6 separate regions of the Homo sapiens genome follow, and regions 2, 3, 4, 5 and 6 are each linked to region 1. The links are chromatin contacts, found by Hi-C or POLR2A ChIA-PET in ENCODE. All regions are on one chromosome and are shown on one strand. Each heading gives the region's core, a stretch centred on a gene start or an enhancer-like site at or near the end of the contact. The rest is flanking DNA. Distances are from core to core; before and after follow the strand shown.

Evidence for each region. Hi-C counts contacts between places; a loop is a spot of excess contacts on that map. ChIA-PET counts read pairs that join two places held with the same protein, here RNA polymerase II (POLR2A). Pooled maps may share reads with other maps.
Region 2: a loop to region 1 is called in a map of naive thymus-derived CD4-positive, alpha-beta T cell, with 7 times the contacts of the local background. The contact joins the promoter of HDGFL2 here to the promoter of PIAS4 in region 1. A Hi-C loop is called at or near these places in 1 of 168 maps with a recorded cell type or tissue (naive thymus-derived CD4-positive, alpha-beta T cell), 1 of 37 single-sample maps with no recorded cell type and 8 of 50 pooled maps. POLR2A ChIA-PET finds 5 or more read pairs at or near these places in 4 of 52 experiments (H1, activated CD8-positive, alpha-beta memory T cell and activated T-cell).
Region 3: a pooled map shows a loop between it and region 1 (2.4-fold over the local background). The contact joins the enhancer-like site here to the promoter of PIAS4 in region 1. A Hi-C loop is called at or near these places in 1 of 50 pooled maps. POLR2A ChIA-PET finds 5 or more read pairs at or near these places in 3 of 52 experiments (A549, H1 and WTC11).
Region 4: a pooled map shows a loop between it and region 1 (6-fold over the local background). The contact joins the enhancer-like site here to the promoter of PIAS4 in region 1. A Hi-C loop is called at or near these places in 7 of 50 pooled maps. POLR2A ChIA-PET finds 5 or more read pairs at or near these places in 2 of 52 experiments (activated CD4-positive, alpha-beta T cell and activated naive CD4-positive, alpha-beta T cell).
Region 5: a loop to region 1 is called in a map with no recorded cell type, with 14 times the contacts of the local background. The contact joins the promoter of DOHH here to the promoter of PIAS4 in region 1. A Hi-C loop is called at or near these places in 1 of 168 maps with a recorded cell type or tissue (B cell), 4 of 37 single-sample maps with no recorded cell type and 8 of 50 pooled maps. POLR2A ChIA-PET finds 5 or more read pairs at or near these places in 3 of 52 experiments (CD8-positive, alpha-beta memory T cell, activated B cell and endothelial cell of umbilical vein).
Region 6: a loop to region 1 is called in a map of naive thymus-derived CD4-positive, alpha-beta T cell, with 3 times the contacts of the local background. The contact joins the promoter of MFSD12 here to the promoter of PIAS4 in region 1. A Hi-C loop is called at or near these places in 1 of 168 maps with a recorded cell type or tissue (naive thymus-derived CD4-positive, alpha-beta T cell) and 12 of 50 pooled maps. POLR2A ChIA-PET finds 5 or more read pairs at or near these places in 3 of 52 experiments (Caco-2, GM12878 and SK-N-SH).

Annotation. Positions count from the first base shown.
Region 1 is chr19:4,005,970-4,009,699 of GRCh38, forward strand. It overlaps PIAS4 (protein inhibitor of activated STAT 4), which reads left to right and starts at 1,767. Exons shown (of 11, transcript NM_015897.4): 1 at 1,767-1,818. The coding sequence starts at 1,792. RefSeq lists enhancers at 793-1,684, 1,201-1,330, 1,685-2,575 and silencers at 1,531-1,830, 1,861-1,920.
Region 2 is chr19:4,470,137-4,474,270 of GRCh38, forward strand. It overlaps HDGFL2 (HDGF like 2), which reads left to right and starts at 2,161. Exons shown (of 16, transcript NM_001001520.3): 1 at 2,161-2,286. The coding sequence starts at 2,215. RefSeq lists enhancers at 807-976, 1,237-1,586, 4,076-4,134 and silencers at 2,087-2,266, 2,297-2,356.
Region 3 is chr19:4,266,029-4,269,768 of GRCh38, forward strand. YJU2 (YJU2 splicing factor homolog) reads left to right here. Exons shown (of 8, transcript NM_018074.6): 7 at 1,596-1,746; 8 at 2,556-3,060. The coding sequence ends at 2,668. Among named protein-coding and RNA genes, the nearest start is that of SHD, 11 kb to the right of the region's middle. Within about 2 kb of position 1,768, at least 4 of the 41 ENCODE cell types and tissues checked have a DNase peak (open chromatin) inside an H3K27ac peak, as active enhancers do.
Region 4 is chr19:4,367,878-4,371,766 of GRCh38, forward strand. The region is part of intron 1 of SH3GL1 (SH3 domain containing GRB2 like 1, endophilin A2); the gene reads right to left. Among named protein-coding and RNA genes, the nearest start is that of MPND, 26 kb to the left of the region's middle. RefSeq lists enhancers at 1,115-2,064, 1,423-1,612, 2,065-3,012. Within about 2 kb of position 1,259, at least 33 of the 41 ENCODE cell types and tissues checked have a DNase peak (open chromatin) inside an H3K27ac peak, as active enhancers do.
Region 5 is chr19:3,498,888-3,502,920 of GRCh38, forward strand. It overlaps DOHH (deoxyhypusine hydroxylase), which reads right to left and starts at 1,787. Exons shown (of 5, transcript NM_001145165.2): 1 at 1,674-1,787. It overlaps LOC105372245 (a long non-coding RNA gene), which reads left to right. Exons shown (of 4, transcript XR_936262.3): 4 at 1,048-2,164. RefSeq lists an enhancer at 1,789-1,898.
Region 6 is chr19:3,555,934-3,560,075 of GRCh38, forward strand. It overlaps MFSD12 (major facilitator superfamily domain containing 12), which reads right to left and starts at 1,653. Exons shown (of 10, transcript NM_174983.5): 1 at 1,173-1,653. The coding sequence starts at 1,470. RefSeq lists silencers at 1,079-1,248, 1,429-1,498, 1,539-2,088 and an enhancer at 2,198-2,492.

The DNA of each region.
Region 1 (3,730 bases), core at 517-3,016:
TCTTTACTTAAAATTTTGGTATTTCAGGCCGGGTGCGGTGGCTAACACCCATGATCCCAGCACTTTGCGAGGCCGAGGCCGGTGGATCACCTGAGGTCAGGAGTTCATAGACCAACCTGACCAACACAGTGAAACTCCATCTCTACTAAAAATACAAAAATCAGCTGAGCGTGGTGGTGCCCACCTGTAGTCCCAGCTACTCGGGAGGCTGAGGCAGGAGAATCACTTGAACCCGGGAGGCAGAGGATGCACTGAGCCGAAATTGCGCCACTGCACTCCAGCCTGGCGCCACTGCACTCCAGCCTGGTGACAAAGCAAGACTCCGTCTAAAAAAAAAAAAATTAGCTGGGTATGGTGGTGCATACCTGTAATCCCAGCTACTCGGGAGGCTGAGGCAGGGGAATCGCTTGAACCCAGGAGGCAGAGGTTGCAGTGAGTGGAGATCGCTCCATTGCACTCCAGCCTGGGCAACACAGCAAGGCTCTCAAAAAAAAAAAAAAAAAAGGCTGGGCATGATGGCTCATGCCTGTAATCCTAGTACTTTGGGAGGTTGAAGCGGGCAGATCACTTGAGGTCAGGGGTTGCAGAAAAGCCTGGCCAAAAAAAAAATTAGCTGGGCGTGGTGGCAGTCGCCTGTAATCCCACCTACTTGGGAGGCTGAGGCAGGAGAATCCCTTGAACCCGGGAGATGGAGGTTGCAGTGAGCTGAGATCGCGCCATTGCACTCCAGCCTGGGCAACAAGAGTAAAACTCCGTCTCGAAAATAAATAAATAAATAACAATTTGGTATTTCATCCATCATGGACTCTTTTGCACTGATTTTTTTATGTTTAAAGTGTTGGACTAGCCAGGTGTGGTGACTCGCGCCTGTAATCCCAGCACTGTGGGAGGCCCAGACAGAAGGATCATTTAAGCCCAGACATTCGAGACCACCCTGGATAACATAATGAGATCCTCGTCTCTACAAAAATAAAAATAAAAAATAAATTGCACTAAAATACTTGATTATTGAAGTTTGAAATCCACTTCTACGGGCACGAAGCCACTTAGCTCCAAAGCCAAGGAGCGCTTTGGAGAAGAGGTCCCAACTGGTGCAGATCCAAGGTTTCCCATGGGTGGGGAGGCAGGATGGGGGGGGCGCCTGCAAAGAGGTGAGGGCTGTACGATCTCCAAGGAATTTGGGAGCAGGGGTCCCGCTTTTCTCCGCCGGGCGCCCCCAGCCAGCTGGTTGCCGAGCCCACGCCCCATCTGCACACCAGGACCCGGATGTGCAGCGCGCGGGGTGTCTGGGCCCGTGGAGCCTGCACCGCGCTGCGCTGCAAGGCGCCTCACTGTACGCACTGGCGGCCGTTGCGGCGGAGCAACCATCCCCTGCCCGACGCCGCCGGGAGTCTGGAGACGCACCTGGCGGCCGCCGCGCGCAGGAAGCCACGGCACCTAGCTGCATTGTTGTCGCTGCCACCGCCCCCTCTCGCCTTCCCTCCCTAGAGGAAACCGAGCACCCGTCCCCACCTGCGCAGGGCTAGTACCACTTTAAGGAGTCAGGCGCCGCCGGGGTAGGCGTGGTCGCCGCGAGCGGGGGGGGGGGCGCTGGTGTAGGACGGACCTGATTGGCCGGAGGCCCGGGCGGTGGCCGCGCGCGCCTGCGCAGGAGGCAGCAGCGCGCACCGGCGGCGGGAGGAGCGCGCGCGGGTGCTAATTGGCCCGGGCGGCGGCCCCGCCCGCGAGTGGTGAGCGGTCACGTGACGCGACGGCTGGGGGCTCCCGGCGCGGGGGACGCTGGTGACCAAGATGGCGGCGGAGCTGGTGGAGGCCAAAGTGAGTGAGCGGTGGCGGCGCCGGCCGGGGCAAGTGGGCGAGAGGGCGGGGGCCGGGCCGCAGGTCGAGGTCTGCGCCTTCTGTCCGGGGCCCCACAGCGCGGCCGGCCCGCGGCTCGCCGTCCCGGCCCCCAGACCCCGACCCCCGGTCTCAGGGTGAGGGCGGGGGGCGGGGAGGCCGGGGGCGGGGCCCTCCTGCCTCACCCAGGTCTTCGCGCCGGGGGTCGCTCCCCCGGCTTCAGGCAGGGTCCCCCCACCCAGCCCGAGCCCTTAGGGTCCCGGTCCCTGAGCGCCAGGCCAGGGCCGCGCCTCCCGGTTGAGGCACCGTCCCGCCGGGATGCGGGACGTGTTGAGCTACTCGTTGCCCTCTTGGTTCCGAGCCGGGGTCCTTGCTTTTTGGCTGGTGTGTTGGGGGGAGTGTCTGCGCCTCCCCGCCCACAGGGCTCCCAGGACTGCTATCTGGGTCTCGTCCCCGCCCAACAGGCCAGGCTGGGGTTTGCGAGTCTCCTGCTCGGAAGGGTCCCCCGAGTCCTGGATAGTGTCCTGCCACCGTCCAGGTGGAGGAGTCAGGGCCCTGAGACCACCCCCAAGACACGGCACGTCCTCTTGGGGTCTGGAGTTCAGGCTCGGTCTTGAGCCCCTCTTCAGCTCCTGCATTGGTCCCAGAACCCCGCCCCCTTCCCGACACCGTCTCTCACACGCCGGAGTGGGCGCTTGGGGGAAGGCTGGGCCCTCCCTTTCCCTCCCCATAGGATGGAGTTCGGACCACTCTTCTTGGTCACAGACCTTCTTTATTCTCCTTTTTTTAATCTTAAATCCTGGACTGTGCTTTGGTCCTACCTCGTTCCTCTCGGGACAGAATCTGAGGCTACTGATTCTGCTTCAGGGGGCTCTAAACCTCACCTGTGCAGCATCAGATACTGTCCTCAAACCTTGGCTGCTTCTCCTATTTTCTGCTCTTGAGCGAGTCTACTTCTTAGGTCAGACACCCACCCTCCCCCTACACAGCCCCCAGAACTTTTATGCACCCCAACTTTGGTTTCTAAGGTCCCCTCTCTTTCTGCCTATTCTCTTTTGTTGATCTCTGGAGGGTCCCCACTGGGTCCAAGGCTGGCCTCTTTAGAACAACTGTTGCTGCTGCTCTATTATACTTTGGGTCCTGTCCAGGTCCCATGTCCCATAGATACCATCTCCTAGCTTGGAACCACTTTTAATCATCCTGGGATTGAGCTCAGAGTATCCCCATTCCAGGGGATGTACCTTCTTGTAGGTGCCTACCTAGAGCTGAGGGTCTAAAACCCTTAGAAGTGCCCGCAAGGCCACGGCTTCCGGGGAGGTTAGGGGACCTCTCCCTCCCCCATCCCCTTTCACATCTTCCCTCCCCACGGTCCTGACCTGTACGTATCTTCTTCTCGGTCCTCTCACATTACCCCCTGGGATCTGAAAACACAGCACTCAGGGCTCTGTGATTATAGCATATACCTCTCTTCGCCTCCCAACCCTACACCCCTGCGCACACTTCTGCTCCTCTCTAGAGTTTTGAAAAGTGGAGACTCGCCCTGGAGATGTGGAGGCCTGAACTCTGTAAACCCAAAGTGGCAGGCTCTGGGCTTGAAGTGTCCTGGAGTCCTGAAATGTAACCTCCCGTTTCGGGGCTTGGAGCTGTGACCCTGGACCCCAACCCCCACCCTGGCTGAGGGCAGGGTCTGCACTCTTTTGTACCATCCAGGCCTTGAAATATGATCTGATGAACTTTCCTTAACCCTCTGGTGGCTGGGCCCCCCCCCACCCCAATTAAATCAAGTTGACCCTTCTTTCAGGTTCTCTAAACCGTGAGCCTCCATTCAAGGGGGCCTGGACCCTGGGGAACCTTCTTTCTCCTTGAGTCTGTTGCTACCTCTCCAAGTACCTTA
Region 2 (4,134 bases), core at 911-3,410, 460 kb after region 1:
ACAGGCGTGAGCCACCGCGCCCGGTCTCGTTTGTTTTTTGCAACGGAGTCTCGCTCTGTCACCCAGGTTGTAGTGTAACGGCGTGATCTCGGCTCACTGCACCCTCCGCCTCCCAGGTTCAAGTGATTATCCTGCCTCAGCCTCCCAAGTAGCTAGGAGTATAGGCGCCCACCACCACGCCCGGCTAATTTTTGTATTTTTTCTAGAGATGGGATTTCACCATGTTGGCCAGGCTGGTCTCGTACTCCTGACCTTAAGTGAGGATCAGACGCTTGTTTTTGCTCTTCCCTCTGCTCCTCATGCCCTCCCAGGGCTCGCCTCACTATCATGTCCAACTTCTATTCATTCTCCCAGTGTCTGGTTAAACTCACTTCATCCAGTAACCCTCTGTGATCCCCCAGGAGAGAAGAAGTCGTCTCCATTATTCAGCTTTTTTTCCTCAAGCACCCTGGTTCATTTTAGTTCTTACCATGGATCCTAATTACAAAAAACAAAACAAAACACAGCAACATCAACAAATTTTAAAACTTAACATTTCTTGGCCCTGTTATACTTGATTCCTGGAAGGTAGAGTTTTGTTTTTTGTTTTTGTTTTTTTTTTGAGACAGAGTCTCGCGCTGTCGCCCAGGCTGGAGTGCAGTGGCACGATCTCGGCTCACTGCAAGCTCCGCCTCCCGGGGTCAGGCCATTCTCCTGCCTCAGCCTCCCTAGTAGCTGGGACTACAGGCGCCTGCCACCACGCCTAGCTATTTTTTTTGTATTTTTAGTCGAGACGGGGTTTCACTATGTTAGCCAGGATGGTCTCGATCTCCTGACCTCGTGATCCACCCACCTCGGCCTCCCAAAGTGCTGGGATTACAGGCGTGAGCCACCACGCCCTGCCGGAAGGTAGAGTTATAGCTTTTTTTTTTCTGCTCTGTCACCCAGTCTGGAGTGCAGTGGCGCGATCTCGGCTTACTGCAACCCCCCGCTCCTGGGTTCGAGTGATTCTCCTGCCTCAGCTTCCTGAGTAGCTGGTATAGGTGCGTGCCACCACGCCCAGCTAATTTTTGTATTTTTAGTAGAGACGGGGTTTCACCATGTTGGCCAGGCTTGGTCTCAAACTCCTGACCTCGTGATCCGCCCGCTTCGTCCTCTCAAAGTGCCGGGGTTACAGCCGTGAGCCATCGCGTCCGGCCGAGTTATAGCTTCTAATACTTCCTGTATTTCCTGTTGCCGGGCTCAGTCTAGAGCAGGGTCCTCACAATCATTATGGGCCCCATCTTCCAAGTGCAGAGAGCGAAGCCCAGGACAATCAAGTGACTCGGCCCCACGGTATTCAGTACATTTTTCTTGAATGAATGAATAGGTCTGTGTGGCGTTTTGGGGCCCTGGCATATAGTAGGTACTCAGTTAAGTTTTTAACTAAGTGAAGAAATAACTATTTTGTGCATTTTGTGGCTGTTTATACTAAGAGCTCCCCCGGAGCCTGCCCCTTCCTCTAAGTCCCGCCTCCTCGAGCTGGCAATCGCCCGTCCCTGTTTTATGTTGTATCGCTCTTCTTTCGATAGCCAATGGCCGACGTTCCCGCTGAAGCCCCGCCTCTTGTGATGGCCAATGCCTGCTCCCTACCTTGAGGCGCTTCTCTTGTGGTATCCAATGGCTTGCATATCTACTTTAAGCCTCTCCTCCTGAGCGGGAGAGGCTGTCAATGACCCGCCCATTGCGTTAAGTGATTGGCCTTCTTTTCTGCGGTATCCAATGTTCTGCCCTCCTTATATCCCCTTCTCTTGTGGAGGTCTATGTCCTGCCTCTTTCCCTTAAGCTCCACCCCTTCACTCCCTTAGAGCGTCTGTTCGTCTCCTCCCACCTTTCCCTTTCACCTCCCATAACCTCCCATTAGAGTCTCTGGGTTACGCCCCTTGGGTCTGTCCGTTATCCAATCCCGTTAACTGCTGTGCTCCAACCTCTGTTCTTATTGGTCGCCTCCCTTCTCTGTCCCCTGCACGTGGTCCTGATCGACGGCTTTGCCGGCCCGTGACGGCCGGAGGGCTGAACTTCCGTTGGCGCAACGCCCAATAAGCGCGCGTCGGCAGGCTGCCCAGACAGCCTCCCCCGCCCCCTCGGCGTCCCGCTCCCGCCCCCGGCTTCGCCTCCCGCTGCCGCCGCCGCCGCCGCCGCAGCCGCTACCGCCGCTGCAGCCGCTTTCCGCGGCCTGGGCCTCTCGCCGTCAGCATGCCACACGCCTTCAAGCCCGGGGACTTGGTGTTCGCTAAGATGAAGGGCTACCCTCACTGGCCTGCCAGGGTGAGGCCGCGCGGGAGATGGGGCCGGTGGGGGGGGGGGGGGGGGCAGCGGGGGCCCCGGGCCGGAGGCGGGCACTGGAGGGCCGGGGTTGTCCTGGGCCTGAAGGAGCTGCGCCCCGGGGGTCTGGGGTTCATGGGGTCTGGGGGTGTCCGAGACCCGCAGCGGCCCCGCCCTGGGGGTCTGGGGGTCCTGGGCCGCAGGGAGCTGCGCCCTAGGGGTCTGGGGTTGTCCGGGGCCTGCCGGAGCCGCGCCCCGGGGTCTAGGGATCCTGGGCCTCAGGGAGCCCCGCCCTCGGGGCCTGGGGGTCCTGGGCTGCAGGGAGCCGCGTTCTTGTGGTCTGGTGGTGTTCGGATCCTGCAGGACCCGCCGTCTGGGCCTGCAGGAGCCCCTCCCGGGGTCTGGGGGTCCTCGGCCTCAGGGAGCTGCGTCCTGGGGTTCTGGGGGTGTCCAAGCCCTGCAGGAGCCGCGCCCCGGGGTCTGGGGGCCCTGGGCCTCAGGGGGCCGCGCCTAGGGGTTCTGAGGGTGTCTGCGGCCTGAGAGACTCTCGCCCTTGGTGTATGAGGGTTTTGGGGCTCAGAGAGTCGCTCCCTGGGAGTCTGGGGGTATCCTGGGCCCGAGGGAGTCGCACCTTGGGGGTTTGGGGGTGTTTGGGGCCTGAAAGAGCCGCGCGCCGACGGTCTGGGGGTCCCGGGCCCGAGGAAGCGGTGCCCTGGGGGTCTGGGGCCTGATAAATTCTCACTCTGGGGGAATGGCGGTCCTGGACCTGAGGGAGCTGCGCCGTGGGGATCTGGGGGGTGTCCAGGGCCTGAAGGAGCTGCGGCGCCAATGGTCTGGGGGTCCTGGGCCTGAGGAAGCTGCGCTCTGGGGGTCTGGGGCTTCTGTGCCTGAGGGAGCTGCACCATGGGGATCTGGGGTTGCCCTGGCCCAGAGGGAGCCACGCCTCGTGTGTCTGGGGGTGTCCAGGGTGCCTCAGGGAGCCGTGCGCAGGGTGTCTGGGAGGGTCTGGGACCTGAGGGACCCTCACCTGAGGGCCTGGGGATCCCAGGCCTGAGGGCTCAAGGTTCAAGTTTGAGCAGAACTGCGGAACTTGAGATTTGGGGTCAGATATGGGGGCTGAAGCACTCCCTTGTGGGTCCTGGAGAAGCCCAGTTTTGAGGGGCTGGGGGGCCGAGGGCCATGTGCTAGGGGTCCAGGGTTGGAGGAGGCAGTCAGGGGGGAAGGTTGAGGGTCAAGGCTAAGGGAAGCTGGGACCTCTGAGTGAGGGGCTGGGGGTGGGGGAATGGGGCTCGGGGCTCTGTTCACGGGGTCACTGGGACTCGGGGAACTGGACCTTAGAATGAAGTTGGCATCGGGACTGTTGGGGGACCCTGGGGATTGGTCCCCTGTGGGGAGGAGGATGTAGAAGCTGGTTTTGGAGGGACTTGAGGGTGGGGTGGTCCAACCCCAATGCTTGAAATGGAGACAGGCCCGGGCCCAGGGAGTGGGAGCGCTTCTGAGGGAAGGGGGCTGGCCGAGGGGACCTTGGATGCCCCTTTGGTGGAAGCTGGGGTCCCGACGACCTGGATAGTCCCAGGTGTCCTGGCCTGAAGGATATTCCGCACCTTGGAGTCCCAGGTGTGGAGGGGGTGAGTTCCAGGCCCTGAGAGGTACAGGCCAGCGGGAAGCAGGGACCCCAGGCTATTGTCATCCCCAGGTCTTAGGGCTGAGTCTCCCAGGGCTGAGGTTGGTGGAATTTGCCGGGCAGGACTGAGGAATTTGGCACTGGGGGTGGAAGGCTGGGGCAGCAGGGAGGGGCTGTGGAGGGGGACACCAAACGGTGCTCTGGACCAGAACCAGCCCAGGTCCGAA
Region 3 (3,740 bases), core at 518-3,017, 260 kb after region 1:
CTGCAACCTCTGCCTCCCAGGTTCAAGCGATTCTCCTGCCTCAGTCTCCCGAGTAGCTGGGATTACAGGCGTGTGCCACCAAGCCTGGCTAATTTCTTGTATTTATAGTAGAGACGGGCTTTCACCGTGTTAGCCAGGATGGTCTCTATCTGACCTCGTGATCCACCTGCCTTGGCCTCCCAAAGTGCCGGGATTAGAAGCATGAGCCACTGCGCCCGGCCCAGAGCCACAACTTTAAGGAGGCCTCTCCACCACCTTAGCAGTGGCCGCCCCTCACACCGTCAGCTTGGCACTCAAGGTCTCTGCCCATTCTCCATCCCACCTAGCCTGCCCTGGCACTTCCTGAATCACACTGTGGCTTCTCATCACGCCTTTACCCATGCCATTCCCCTTACCTGGGATGCCCCCTTTGCCAAGCACTCGCTTGGTGAACTCCTACTCGCCCTTCAATACCCAATGCAAGACGCCCTTCCTCTGAGAAGCTCATCCTCACAATTCAAGCTCACGCACCCTGGCTTCTCTCTCACCCAGATGGATGTTATCCTGGGTATTGGTCTCCTTGTCCCTCTCCCTCCCCACACGGTGAGCTCCGTGAGGGCAGAGCACCCATTGGGACTTCCTTAACCCAGTGGTTACCACTTCCTCTATTTAAACATAAAACAGATTGAAGAGGCTAGATGCAGTGGCTCACGCCTGTCATCCCAGCTCTTTGGGACGCTGAGACGGGAGGATCGCTTGAGCCAGGAGTTTGAGACCAGCCTGGGCAACATAGCGAGATCCCGTCTCTACAAAAATTAAAAATGTTAGCCTGCCATGGTGGCGTGCACCTGCAGGAGGCTGAGGCAGGAGAATCGCTTGAGCCCAGGAGTTCGAGGCTGCAGTGAGCTATGATTGCACCACTGCACTCCAGCCTGGGCAATAGAGTGAGACCTTCCCCCCAAAAAAATTTTTTTAATAATATAGATTAAAGGGTCCCTTCTGTTGCAGTTAAGGAGCTGGAGGCCTTTTCTACCTGCCCCTAACTCTTTCTCAAGGCGGCTTCCTCCATTTTCACTCGTTCTCTCAAGTACATTGAGCACCTCCTTGTGCCAGGAACTGTTTGTGGCACCGCAGAGCCAGCAGTGGGGAAGACAGGAGCTCACGGCAGAGTTGGGGAGAGAGTTATAACAGCCAGCAGAGGGCACTGTGAGCGTGGACATGCAGCCTGCATGTGAGCTTGAACCATGATGGGCTTCTCAGAGGAGGGGTGTCTTGTGTTGGGTATTGAAGGGTGAGTAGGAGTTCACCAAGCGAGTGCATGGAAAAGGGGGCATCCCTGGTGAAGGGAATAGCATGGGTAAAGGCGTGGAGATGAGAAGCCATGGTGTGACTCAGGAAGTGCCAGACCAGGCTATGTGGGATGGAGAATGGGCAGAGGCCTTGAGTGCCAAGCCTAGGGCAGTGGGGAGCCATAGAGGAGTTTAGAGCAGAGGAGGAATGTGGTCAGTGCAGCAGTGGAAGAGTGGGCATGGGGCAGTGAGCAGGGGTTGTGGCGAGGGGCCAGACTGGGCCCTGGATCCGGGCCAGACCCCCACATGTGTCCCCATCACCTGCAGGCCCCAAAGCCCAAGAGGAAGGTGGAGGTCTGGGAGCAGAGCGTTGGCAGCCTGGGCAGCCGGCCCCCGCTGTCGAGGCTGGTCGTGGTGAAGAAGGCAAAGGCCGACCCGGACTGCAGCAACGGGCAGCCTCAGGCGGCCCCCACCCCAGGTAAGGTCACAGAGTTCCCAGAGCCGGGCGCGGTTTCTATAGTGGCCTGTAGGTGGCAGCAGCTCCCTTTGCAGTTACAGAGACTTCATGGGGTGGGTGGGGGCGGCCTGCGACCCCCACAGGACCAATTAGTGGAGTGAGCAGAGAAGGCAGGCGGCTTCTTTTTTTCTTTTTTCTTTTTTCTTTTTTTTTTTTTGAGACAGAGTCTTGCTCTGTTGCCCAGGCTGGAGTGCAGTGGTGCCATCTCGGCTCACCGCAACCTCCGCCTCCCTGGTTTGAGCAGTTCTCTGCCTCAGCCTCCCAAGTAGCTGGGACTACAGCACCACGCCCGGCTAAATTTTTGTATTATTAGTAGAGGTGGGATTTCTCCATGTTGGTCAGGCTGGTCTGGAACTCCCGACCTCAGGTGATCCACTCACCTCGGCCTCCCAAAATGCTGGGATTACAGGCATGAGCCACCGCGCCCGGCCTGTTTTTGTCTTTTAGTTGCCTTAGTATGATGTTTCCTAAGGCGATTAAGTCCACAGTGACTGGACTGTGAACTTTGCGCCATTTCCATTCTTGGCAGCGCACGTTGCCTGCCTGGGCAAGGTTTGCATTGGCCATTGTTCAGAAGCGGAGCTGTTGAGTCCCGGGTGTGCAGATGTAAATCTGCAATGGGTCCCATCAGGTGCCATCCAGAAAGGCCAGGCCATTCACATGCTGTCACCTCTGGACCTTGCAAACCTGCAGAGGTGGCCGGCCCCGTGCCTTGTCCCTGGCCTGTCTGCTGTGGAGCTGAGATGAGCTAACTCTCGCTCTCCCACCAGGAGCCCCGCAGAACAGGAAGGAGGCCAACCCTACACCCCTGACGCCTGGCGCGTCCTCCCTGAGCCAACTGGGTGCATACCTGGACAGTGACGACAGCAACGGCAGCAACTGAGCCCTCCCAGGACCCCCTCACGGGGTCAAAGTCACACGTCCAGCTTCAGCCACATTGAGGCCAGCATTGCTGGTGGTCAGGGCAGGAGGCCTTGGCGTGACTGGAGGCCGGACAGACAAGCGCCAGCGTGCTCCAACACATAGGGCCACCAGGGGCCTCAGCCCCAGGAGGTCCCTTCTCTGTGCCCTCACCAGCCTCTCAACACCTCGGGGACCCCTGCTGCTCCTGCCCCCACCTGTCACTGTGCTTAGGGCTGCAACATCCCTGGAGCAGCTTCCAACACTACTTCAGGGTGGCAGTGTTTGGGGCACTGGGCGAGCCTGCCGGCCTCTAGATGGCCTCATCTCTTCCTTCCACAAACTGTCTAGAACCAATAAAAGGAAACCTGCCAACCGCCTGGGCCCCTTCTCTCTCCCAGAGTCTGATGAGGAGGTCCCAGGACCTCCTCTGTTAGCACAATTCGAGGGTCATTCCACAGAGGTTTGTTTGTGTCTTGAGACAGGATCTCACTCTGTTGCCCAGGCTGGAGTGCGGTAGCGTATTCTTGACTCACTGCAGCCTTGAACTTCCGAGCTCAGGTGATCCTCCCACCTCAGCCTCGCGAGTCGCTGAGACCTCAGGTGGATGCCACCATTCCTGGCTAACTTTTTGTATATTTAGTAGAGACTGGGTTTCATCATGTTGCCCAGGCTGATCTTGAACTCATGGGCTCAAGTGATCCTCCTGCCTCAGCCTCACAAAGTGCTGGGGTCACAGGCATAAGCCACTGTAACAGGCATGAGCCCAGATATTTATATTTAGTTGTCGCCTGAGTGTGCATCTGGGCTCTTTTTGTTTTCTCTTCTTTTTTTTTTTCTTTCTTTACCTTTTTTTTTTTTTTTTTTTTTTGGAGACGACGTCTCGCTCTTGTCCCCCAGGCTGGAGTGCGATGGCGCGATCTTGGCTCACTGCAACCTCCGCCTCCCGGGTTCAAGCGATTCTCCTGCCTCAGCCTCCAGAGTAGCTGGGATTACAGGCGCCCGCCACCACGCCTGGCTTAATTTTTGTATTTTTAGTAGAGACAGGGTTTCAC
Region 4 (3,889 bases), core at 9-2,508, 360 kb after region 1:
TGCCGCACAGAGTGAGGATGGACAGTGTGAGGCCCTTCCCAGCACACAGCGCTTCATGAAGAGCCGAGTGGCTGCCAGGCCCTGCCACAAATGGAGGCTCCCAGAGGGAGGCCGCCTGAGGTCACAAGCTTGGCCCTGCCCTCTGGGGGCCAAGTGTCACAGGGTGTGCCATCTCTGAAGTCATCGGCAAATTTAACATCCCGGGTCTGATCACTTGTGTGAAGACGTGCACACACGGCCTGGGCAGGAGAGTGAGGTGTTGCGTGCCGTGGGCCATGGCCTGTGCCCCTGGTGCTCCCCAGGTCTGATTGGTGCTTGCCTGCCCCGAGCTGTCACAAGACGTGGCCAAGGGATGCCATGAGGGTCCGTGTGGTGCCACACTGCGTTGGCTGTGTGGGGCTGGGGGGTGTCCAGCAGGGCAGTCAGGAGTTTAGGACCCAGCCTGGGAGGAAGTGACCCAAGAGCAGGAAGTGCGGGGGCAGGAGAAGCTTGAGCCTGGGGCTCTGCCCACGCCAGGCACCTGGTGTACCCTCTAGCCCATGCCTGGAGGTCACAGCCCAAGGCACCATGAGTGCAAATGCCCCCAACCCCAAGTTCTGCAAAAGGTAGCCTGCCCGGAGTACACGGCTGGTCTTGTGTCCTGGCAACCTGCCCAAAAAGACACCAGCCCCTTTGCCAAGGAATTCCTGGCCCTCCTCCAAGGCTTGGCTCTGGAAGCCCCCACACCACGGGACTGTCCTCACCCACGCATCGGGACCCTTTCTGTCCACCTGCCTTCATGTGCGGGGTGTGCCGGGCATTCAGTGAGCACAGGCCCCATGCCTCTGACCCCTGTCCCTTTCCTGCCTGTGGGTTGGTGGCTCTCAACTCAGCCACACAGCACCTTGGAAGCTTCTTAAAAATCCCCTCGTTGGCCGGGCGCGGTGACTCATGCCTGTAATCCCAGCACTTTGGGAGGCTGAGGCAGGCGGATCATGAGGTCAGGAGATCGAGACCATCCTGGCTAACACAGTGAAACCCCGTCTCTACTAAAAATACAAAAAAATTAGCCGGGCCTGATGGCGGGTGCCTGTAGTCCCAGCTACTCGGGAGGCTGAGGTAGGAGAATGGTGTGAACCCGGGAGGTGGAGCTTGCAGTCAGCAGAGATCCAGCCACTGCACTCCAGCCTAGGCGACAGAGCAAGACTCCATCTCAAAAGAAAGAAGAAAGAAAAAAAAAATCACCTCGTCACACCCACCGCGGGAGGGCTGACTCTGGCACAGGTGAGAAGCAGGAACTGTCCCTTGCGGGGCAGGAGAGTGGGGCTGCCCTCCATTTCTGCTGAAGGCATTAGGAGGAAGGAGCCCCCCCTCCCTAGGTGTTTTTGGGGCGTTCCACTCTATTTCCTGGGACAGTTTCACTTCTTTTGATTGTGGCGAGAGAGGGCGTGCTCAGAGCCAGCGGCTGCCGGAGAGGGAAATGAGTGGCTGATGTGAGACTGGACTCTTCTGGGAAGCCGGGAGGAGAACTGAAGCCAGCGGGCTGCGAAACCACACCTTCTGGGCGGAGGCCACCCCGGCCCCACGACCTGCCCAGGCAGGACCCAGTGTGCAGGCTGGCAGGAGTGGCTCCGTCAGGGCCCTTCCCCAGCCCCCTGCCTCTCACAGGGCAGGAGGAGAGGCCCTACCGGCGAGGACCACATCCTGCCTCTGAGGGGAGGGGCTGGGGACCCGCCACGGTACCAAAGACCCACCTGGTGGCCTCTGGCTCTGGCCCTGGCCCCACCTGCCCATCTCACCTGGGAATCCAGGACCCTGCCTTCCTGAGCCCCAGGACGACTTCCTGAACCCCCACAACCGCCTGACTCCTCGCACCCCTGACACCCGGGAGGCTGTGCCCTAACTACCCGGGTCCCTCTGCTCAGCTCCAGCCAAGTCCCTTGTGGTGACTGATGGTCCCCCACGGGCCAGGCACTGGGCAGGGGACACAACCCTGTAAGGCCCCTTCTCTCCAAGGCTTATGGGCTAGAAACCAGCACAGATGGACACAGGGATGAGCAGCCACAAGGGAAACACGGGAAAAGCAAGGCAGCCGGGCCACGTGCAGCGCCGGCCGCAAGCGCGGAAACCAAGCGTGGGCTCCTGCCCGCTGGGGCCCTACTCACTGCGGTCTCCACACCAGCACACTGCTGAGCACGGAGGGGACCGAGAGTCTGCGGCAGAGCTGGGCGCCACGGGGAGGCTCACCAGAGGGCGCCTCTGGGCTCGCTGTCAGGAGCGAGTGTTCCTAACCCTGGTGCCATCTGCCAGGCAAGAGCTGCCTGTTGTGGGGCAGCCAGCCCCAATGCCCCCGCATCAGAGACCCTACCGGTGGGGAGGGAGGACTGAGGCCATGGTCCCAGCAGTCCATTCCTGCCGAGGGAGACTCTGCAGGCTGGCTGTAGCCCTGACTAGTGCAGCGGACTCAGCAGTGGCAATGACAGCTCCGCACTCGAGTCCATCCCATACCCACAAGGCTCGCCTCCTGTTCCCACCCCGCATGGCAGGAAACGGAGGAAAATAATGGGGCCACTCAGTAGCCAGGGACCCAACAGGGCTCAGGGGTGAGACCACCCTCCGCTGACTGAACCTGCATCAGGGTGGCAGGGTGGGTGGGGGCCCCCTCCCCACTCTCCCACAGGGCCCCACCTGGACGGGGTCAGAGTACCAGCTGCAAACCCCGAGTGACCAACCGCAGGCCCCACAAGGGCTGCCATCCTGAGAGCAACACCAGCGCCTTCTCTCCCCATGCCTGGAACAAACAGGCCGAGCCCAAGAGGGAACAGTCTCCAAGACTCTGCCCCTGCTTCAGATGCCGGCTGGCCTCCCACAGAGGCTGTGACATGTCCCCGCCTGGAGCAGGGAGAAGTGAGGTTTGGCCAACCCTGCCAGGCGAGGACCAGGGCTGAGAAGTCACTATGGGAGAGGCCCCGGCTCAGTCAGGCCTGGCAGTGGCCTCTGGGAAGGATCCCACTGTTGCCTGCCGGACACTTCCCCAGGGTTTGGCAAGACTGGCTTGTGGTCTTTCAGATCTTTGCCCAGAGATGCCCAGCGGAGACCTGCCCACTCTATGCTCACGCATCCCACCTGCACCCGCCACCTGCATGCCGCATGGATTTTCTGCCTGACCCTGTACTCTGTCACCTGTGAGCCAGGCACCTGGGAAACGAGCAAGCTGGACACGAAGATGGGGTTTTGCCCCAGAGCATGGGACTCTTGTCCCCCTGGGAGAAGGGGGCTATTCCTTTGAAGCCTGGCATTCATTAGAGTTTAGACCTTTGGCTCTCTTTGGAGGGGAGCAAGGGATGTGACACACAGAACAGAGAATACAAGGTGGAAAAATACAGAAATGAACTGTGAAGACACTGTGGACTGAGAGTCAGGACAGGGCTACCGTAGGCAGGAGAATCCCAGGTTTTACCCAGAGGGGTGTGGGCAGCTGCCCTGTGCCCGGCAGGCACAGCTGTGGTGGCCACTTGGCAGGAGCAGGAGGAAAATTCCGAATCCTGCCGAGTGGAGCTGGCTGCTGCCGATGGGCGGCCTTGGGATTTAAACATCTCAGCGGGGAAACCTGATCCACACAGCACGGAACACAAATGCCCGTCTCGGGCTTGGTGCCCCAGCAGACTATCTGCTCTGATGAATTCACAGGGTTTTGTTTTTTTTTCTCTTTTAAAGAAGAAAGCCAGCGTGGGGGAGGGCAAGGGAGGGCTGCTGTGGCCCAGCCTGCAGGGATGCGCCACATTTGCCCGCAGAGGGGTCGGCCCCAGGGTCCTCAGGTCTCACTGGCAGTCATGCTGTGGTGCTTGGTAATTTCCAGGTTCACAGCAGAGTTCACGGGTCCTCCCTCGGCTGGGGAGCGGGTCTCTGG
Region 5 (4,033 bases), core at 537-3,036, 510 kb before region 1:
GTAAATTTACTGAGGTTCCAAAGGAAAGTCTTCAGGATTCAGATCTTAGTTATAGATTAAAAGAAGTTAGTCACTTTAAGTCTTTAGATGGATGCTCAGTTACATGTAGATGGAGAGCTTAGAGGGTATATAAGCTCTGGAAAACTTTGTCATTTTGAGTTGGTCTGGCGATATTTTCCAGGCCTTCTCCCTGTAACCGGTTACAGAAATAAAAACTCTCTTCCTCCCCAGTTAATCTGCATCTCGTTATTGGACCATGAGAAATAGCAGCCCGACCCTCAGTTTGGTCCAGGAACACCCGTGCTCATCCTCTTGCTTTCCTGGGTCTCCAACATCACTTCCTCATGGAAGCCTTCCCTGATCACAATGGACAATGTTACTCTTCCATCTCTTTTCACTTATTCAGCTTTATTTTTCTCCACGGCGCCTAAGACTCCTAGATATCATATTGGAAAGTATTGGTTTAGTTGCTTGTGATTGGTCTTATCCCTCATTAGAATAGAACTCTGAAGGCTGGGACTGAGTCTATCTTGGTCACTGTTGTATTCCCAGCACTTAGTGCAATGACCTGCACGCAGTAGGGCCTCAATAAAAACAATAACCGGCTGGGCGCGGTGGCTCACGCCTGTAATCCCAGCGCTTTGGGAGGCCGAGGTGGACAGACCATCTGAGTTCAGGAGTTCGAGACCAGCTGACCAACATGGTGAAACCCCATCTCTACTAAAAATACAAAAATTAGCTGGGCGTGGTGGTGGGCGCCTGTAATCCCAGCTACTCGGGAGGCTGAGGTAGGAGAATCGCCTGAACTCGAGAGGCGGAGGTTGCAGTGAGCCGAGATCGTGCCATTGCATTCCAGACTGAGCTACAAAGCAAGACCCTGTCTCAAAATAAATAAATAAAATAAAAACGACAACCGTGACAATAGCAGCTGACACTTATGTAGCATTTGCTACGCGCCAGGCACTCCATGCTCTTTACATTCATTAATTCATTCGATCTACATCACTACCCTGTGAGGTAGTTACTAAGATTGTCCCCATTTTACAGGTGAGGAAACTGAGGCACAGTTTGGGACTGTGCTTGGGAACTTGCTTGGGAGCAGCGTGAAGAGTTAGGAATCCAGGAAGTCTGGCTCCAGAGTCGGGCTCTAAACCACCAACGCTTTGTTGAATGACTTAGGATAAAAGAACACAGCCAAGGGGAGAAGGGACCCCTCTCTTTCCAGATCGGCTGAGAACCTGGCGGATGCTTCATCTCAAGACAGGCTGGCTATGGCATGCTGGCAGCCCTCTCTGGTGAACAGTGGCGTCAGCAAGGCTGCCTGGGCTTGACGAGGGCAGTGTAGCCACCTAAGCACAGGTGACCATCAAAGGAGAGTGACACCTTTAAAGAGGGGTCATCAGAAACCAGAGGGCAGGCCTGTGCGAGCTGGCAGGGCACTGGGGACCATTGAGACCCAACCGTACGACATAGGAGCTTCAGGACGTGAGGTGGGCACTCTTTCATGTAAAAAATCCCAGAGGAAAGAGATCGCCGGGACTCGAGACCCCTTAACCCGCCCCATCCACAGTCAACGAATCCCTGAGACCGGATTCCCTAACGAGGCGCTCCCGGTGCCACCGCCCGCCAGACCCGGGCCCCACACCGTGATCGCCGCCTCCGGGACGCCTCACCGAGCTCTGGAGACTCAGGACCCGTCGGCCCGGCCAGTAACCGCAGGCGCCTCTGCCACCACCGCTTCACCTGCCGCGACGCCCGCAGTGCGGTCTGGGGGCCGCCATTTTCTCGCCCACGTGACCGTGCCGGACGGCACCAACGCAGCCGCGGGTGAGACCTAGTGAGAGGCTCCGTGCATGAGGGAGGCCCGGAAGGCTGAGTCGGTGCTGGTGCCACAGCTCATGCAAACGCAGGAACAGTATTCCTAGTGCGTTCTTCGGGGAAGGGGACGGGCAACGTATGCCCTTTCATGGGAAAAAATTCTCTCCAACCTCCCCACTGCGGTACAAGAAGTGAGACTGGTTTGTGCCGATTCAGCGCCCTGCCTGGGCTGGCTAGCAACGGAGCATGCGCAGTGTTTCTAGGCGTGGTCAGACTCCAGAGGTGTTGGCCAATGGGCTCAGGGAGCTCGAACCTTAAGTAGGTGAGGAATAAAAAAAGGAAGAAATGCAGTCGTTCATTCATTCATGTATGTAATAAATAGTACATGGCCTTGAGGACAAGAGAGCCTTCAGCCCTTACCCTCGTACGCCTCCCAGTGTTGTTATAGAGACAGAAAATAACACGATAAGTAAATGCAATACCTATTAGATGGTGAAAAAGGCTAACGAGAAAAAATTCGGTAGCCAAGGGCGGTGTATGTATAGGGTGTGCAGTTTCAGGAAGGGTGGCCAGAATCTGAGGTGGTGACATCTGAAGAAAGACCTGAAAGAGGCCGGGTACGGTGGCTCACACCGGTAATCCCAACACTTTGGGAGGCCGAGGTGGGTGTTATCACTTGAGGTCAGGAGTTCGAGACCAGCCTGGCCAACATGGTGAAACCCCCATCTCTACTAAAAATACAAAAAGGCTTCAGCTTCCCGAGTAGCTGGGATTACAGGCATGCAACACCACACCAGCTAACTTTTTGTATTTTTAGTAGAGACAGGGTTTCACTATGTTGGCCAGGCTGGTCTCAAACTCCTGACCTCAGGTGATCCACCTGCCTTGGCCTCCCAAAGTGCTGGGATTACAGGCGTGAGCTACTGTGCCCTGCTTGCAATCTCTTATTTTTAAAATGTGGGTGACTGCCAGGAGTGGTGGCTCATACCTGTAATCCTGGCACTTTGGGAGGCTGTGGGGTGAGAGGATGATCGATTGAGCCCAAGATTCCAAGACCAGCCTGGGCAATGTGGTAAGCCCCCGTCTCAACAGAAAAAAAATTTTTTTTAATTTGGCTGGGCGCAGTGGCTCAGCCTGTAATCCCAGCTACTTGGGTGGCTGAGGCAGGAGAATCGCTTGAGCCTGGGAGACACAGGTTACAGTGAGTTGAGATCCTGTCACTGCACTCCAGCCTGGGCAACAGAGCAAGACTCCATTTCCAAAAAAAAAAAAAAAAAATCAACTGTGCCTGGTGGCTCATGCCTGTAGGCCCAGCTACTCAGGTGGCTTGATAGCTTGAGTCCAGGAGTTCAAGGATCCAGTGAGCTGTAATCACACCACTGGATTCCAGCCTGGGTGACAGAGCAAGACCCCATCTCAAAAAAAAAAAAAAAATGAGCAATTAATAAAAAAACATGGCTGGGCATTGTAGCTCACGCCTGTAATTCCAGCACTTTGGGAGGCCAAGGCAGGTGGATCACTTGTGGTCAGGAGTTCAAGACCAGCATGGCCAACATGCTGAAACCCCATCTCTACTAAAAATACTAAAATTAGCTTGGCCTAGTGGCGGGTGCCTGTAATTCCAGCTACTCAGGAGTCTGAGGCAGGAGCATCACTTGAACCCAGGAGACGGAAGTTGCAGTGAGCCAAGATCGCGTCACTGCACTCCAGCTTGGGTGACAGAGTGAGACTCCATCTCAAAAAAATAATTAAATAAAAATTAATGAAAAAACATAAAATGCTGTGCATAGCAAAGAAATCCTTTTGGAAGGCCAACTTCTATTTTAAGACAACATTCACAAATACTTATTGAGCAACTACTGTGTGCTGGACAGTGTCCTGAGCACAGAGGATAGTGTCCTGGGCACAGAGGACACAGGACAAAACAGACACAGTGTCTGGCCTCATGGAGCTGACACCCCCACTTTTATTTTTTTGAGACAGAGTCTCGCTCTGTCACCCAGGCTGGAGTGCAATGGGGCGATCTCAGCTCACTGCAAGCTCCGCCTCCTGGGTTCACGCCATTCTCCTGCCTCAGCCTCCCAAGTAGCTGGGACGACAGGTGCCCACCACCAAGCCCAGCTAATTTTTTTGTATTTTTAGTAGAGACGGGGTTTCACCGTGTTAGCCAGGATGGTCTCGATCTCCTGACCTCGTGATCCGCCCGCCTCGGCCT
Region 6 (4,142 bases), core at 403-2,902, 450 kb before region 1:
GTCTTATCGATGGGCACTGGGGCAGGGTGACCCAGCCCATGACGCCAGCCTCCTGCCCTCCCAACAGCCCTCTCTAATCAGGGCAGCTCCCCCAGACCTAGGGGGTCCCTGACCCTGGCCAGACAGATAGAGGCAATGCAAGAACAGGGCAGAGACCCCTGACCCTCCAGTCCCACCCAGGCGGCTCCCAACTCTCAACTCCCGGAGCAGCACCCTCAAACTGCTGACGCACCAGGTTGCCCTGGCAGAACACACAGAGAGAGAGGAGGCTCTAGGGGGCCTGACTGTCCCTCAGCCATAGCTGTCCCAGTTGGTCACCCTAATAGACGAGCTCAGGCTAGACAGACTGACAAAGGAGGCGCTGAGCAGTCACCACCAACCCTCCAGAGGGTTCAGGGTGGCCCGGGGGCTCAGACAAACAAAGGCATTCCCACTAGAAAGTCATGTAGTCAGATGGTGAGGGCCCCGCAGGTCAGACAGCAGCTCTGAGGCAGACAGGGGAGGCTGGACCAAGGGACAGACAGAGGGGATACGGGGCAGTTAAACAGACAGATGGGGGAGGCTCATGGCTCAGGCAGATAGAGAAGCCCTGCACAGTTGGACAGATGGGGGAGGCACTGCACAGTCAGACAGATGGGGGAGGCACAGCACAGTCAGACGGGGGAGGCTCAGGCCATGGGGCAGAAAGACGGGGGATGCTGGATGGTGGGACAGGCAGGGGAGGCTCAGGAGTGACACCACAGAGGGGCCACTGGGTAGTCAGACAGACGGGGGAGGCTCAGGCCACGGAACAGCCAGAGGGGTGAAAACTCAGCTCATGGGGCAGACAAACAGGGGAGACTTAGGTCCCAGGCAGGCAGAGAGAGGGGGCTGGGTGGTGGGACTGATGGAGGAAGCTCAGGCCATGGGCACAGACAGACAGACAGGGGAGGTTCGGGCCAGGGGACAGACAGAGGGGTGAAAACTCAGCTCATAGGGCAGACAGATACATAGGGGAGGTTAAGGCCGTGGACAGACAGTGCAGGGAAGCTCGGGCCACGGGACAGACAGACCGAGGGGAGACTCCGATCCTGAGGCAGGCAGACGGCGGGTGGTGAGTCAGAGGGAGGAGGCGCCCGGGTCGCGGAGTCTCGGAGGGGCTGCCCGACAGGTGGCGGGGCCGGGACGCTTACCGACCAGGTGCCAGGCCTTGCGCGGGCCGTAGCGGGCGCAGCAGCTGGCGGCGCGGTCGGCCTCGTAGCCCACGAGCGGTGTGCACAGCCCGTCGGCCACCTGGCCCAGCAGCAGCAGCAGCCCCGCGCCGCGGGAGCTGTAGGCGCGCACCGAGTGCAGGTAGAGCAGCAGGTAGGTGAACCACATGGACGCGCACAGGTCGTTGAGGAAGTGGCCCACGGCGTAGCTCAGCCGCGCCACCAGGGACAGCGGCCGCGGGGACGGCGCCGCTCCGGCCGCTGGGGGTCCCGGGCCCATCGCGGCGCCGGGCCCGCGCCCCCCACCCCCGGGCTCCGCGGAGGGTACCCTGGCCAGGCCTTCTTGGGTGCCGTGGGGGCAGGCGCCGGGGACCCCCACCACGCGCCGGGCACCCCGCGTCCCGCTCTCTTACGGCCGCGCCCTCACCCACGTCCGCCGCGTCCGCCCCACGCTCGACTCTGCAGCCGCCGGGCCCCAGAGCCGGGCGACTGCGCCGGGCGGGGCAGGGCGGGGAGGTTCCGGTGCCTGAGCCAATCGGAGCCGCGCCCCGGGGAACCGCAGCCAATCGCCAAGGAGAGAGGAGAGGGGCGTGGCCGCAGGGCTCGTTCCGCCTCTACGACGGGCGCCCACGCGGTCCTAGCGCCCGCCGGGTATGAGGGCGAACCCCGAGCGCGCCGCAGGAGTGGCCGGCACCCCCATAGACTGGGGAAGGAAATGGACCAGAGGGCACCGCCGGCTCCCACCCAGACCCGGCCTCCAGGCCCGCACCACCCCAGTCCACCCGGAGCTGGACAGCCCACTGCGGGCCGGGGTGGAGCGAGTGGGACGGGCTCTGGATTTGGGGTTGGGGGGAGGTCTGAGCCCGAGCTGGCCTCGGGGTCCGCTGACTCCCCGGCCTAGAGAGACGCGATCGGGCGCGGAGAGGACGCAACAACACTAATTAATTGGTTACTAACGGTAATGATGGGGGTAATCAACATAATAGTACCAGCTGGCCTTTAACGAGCGTTGCCTGCAAAGAGCCCCACGTGGTGACGCAAATTTCACTCTCATTTTACAGGCGAGGAACAGAGTTGCCCGAGGCTCGCAGTGAGTCAGGCGTCTGTGACTCCCAGGCCTGTGCGCGCGACCCTCCCCGTCCAACCAACGTCCTCCCACAAACGGGTCACCGGACTGAGGGTTTCAAGTTCCTCCAGGGGGTGTGTGCGGTTCCCCCTAACTCAGGCCCTACTCCTTCCAGCAGCATTTTCTCTTCTTTCCTCTTTTTATTTATTTCAGAAACAGGGTCTTGAGACGGGCGCGGTGACTCACGCCTGTAATCCCAGCACTTTGGGAGGCCGAGGCGGGCGGATCACCTGAGGTCAGGAGTTTGAGACCAGCCTGGCCAACAAGGTGAAACCCGTCTCTATTAAAAATACAAAAATTAGCCGAGCGTGGTGACAGGTGCCTGTAATCCCAGCTACTTTGGAGGCTGAGGCAGGAGAATCGCTTGACCCAGGAGGCAGAGGTTGCAGTGAGCCAAGACCGCGCCATTGCACTCCAGCCTGGATAACAAGAGTGAAACGCCGCCTCAAAAAAGAAAGAAAGAAAGAAAGAAACGGTCTTGCTCTGTGGCCCAGGCTGCAGTGCATTGGTGCAATCATGGCTCACTACAGCCTCAATCTTCAGGGCTCAAGTAATCCTCCTGTCTCAGCCTCCCAGGTAGCTGGGACTACAGGCACGCATCACCACATGTGGCTAACTTTTGTATTTTTAATTTTGGAGAGACAGGGTCTCACTATGATGCTTAGGTTGACCTCAAACTCCTGGTCTCAAGCAAGCCTCCCACCCTGGCCTCCAGAAGCTCTGGGATTACAAACATGAGCCTCTGCATCGGGCGGGTCTCCAGCAGTTTTCTTTCTTTCTTTCTCTCTCTCTCTCTCTTTTTGAGATGGAGTCTCCGTCTGTCACCCAGGCTGGAGTGCTGTGTTGCAATCTCAGCTCACTGCAGCCTCTGCCTCCCGAGTTCCAGCGATTCTCCTGCCTCAGCCTCCCGAGTAGCTGGGACTACGAGCACCCACCACCACGCCCAGCTAATTTTTGTATTTTTAGTAGAGACGGGGTTTCCCCATATTGGCCAGGCTGGTCTCAAACTCCTGAACTGAAGTGACCCACCCGCCTTGGCCTCCCAAAGTGTTGGGATTACAGTCACGAGCCACCGCGCCCGGCCTACAGCAGTATATTTGGCCTTGCAGTCTGCAGTGAGGTATGATTGCACCACTGCACTCCAACCTGGGCAACAGCAAGACCCCAGCTCTAAAACAAAACAAAACAAAACAAAAGGTCCTTGCAGTATGGAAGGAGAATCGTTGGATCCAGACTTGGTTCCACTGATTCTCTGCTGCTCCACTTGGGACAAGTCTTTTTTTTTTTGAGACGGAGTCTGGCTCTGTCGCCCAGGCTGGAGTGCGGTGGCACGATCTCAGAACACTGCAACCTCCGCCTCCTGGGTTCAAGAGATTCTCCTTCCTCAGCCTGCTGAGTAGCTGGGATTACAGGTGCCCGCCAACACGCCCGGCTAATTTTTGTAATTTTATTTTTATTTTATTTTTTTTTTTTTTTGAGACGGAGTCTGGCTCTCTCGCCCAGGCTGGAGTGCCCTGGCGCGATCTCAACTCACTGCAAGCTCCACCTCCCGGGTTCACGCCATTCTCCTGCCTCAGCCTCCGGAGCAGTTGGGACTACAGGCGCCCGCCATCGTGCCCGGCTAATTTTTTGTATTCTTAGTAGAGACGGGGGTTTCACCGTGTGAGCCAGGATGGTCTCGATCTCCTGACCTTGTGATCTGCCCGCCTCGGCCTCCCAAAGTGCCGGGATTACAGGCGTGAGCCACTGCGCCCAGCCTGGGACAAGTCTTTTAACCTCTTGGAGCTTGGGTCTCCCCTGATCTAGAACGGGTACAGGAGTTATAT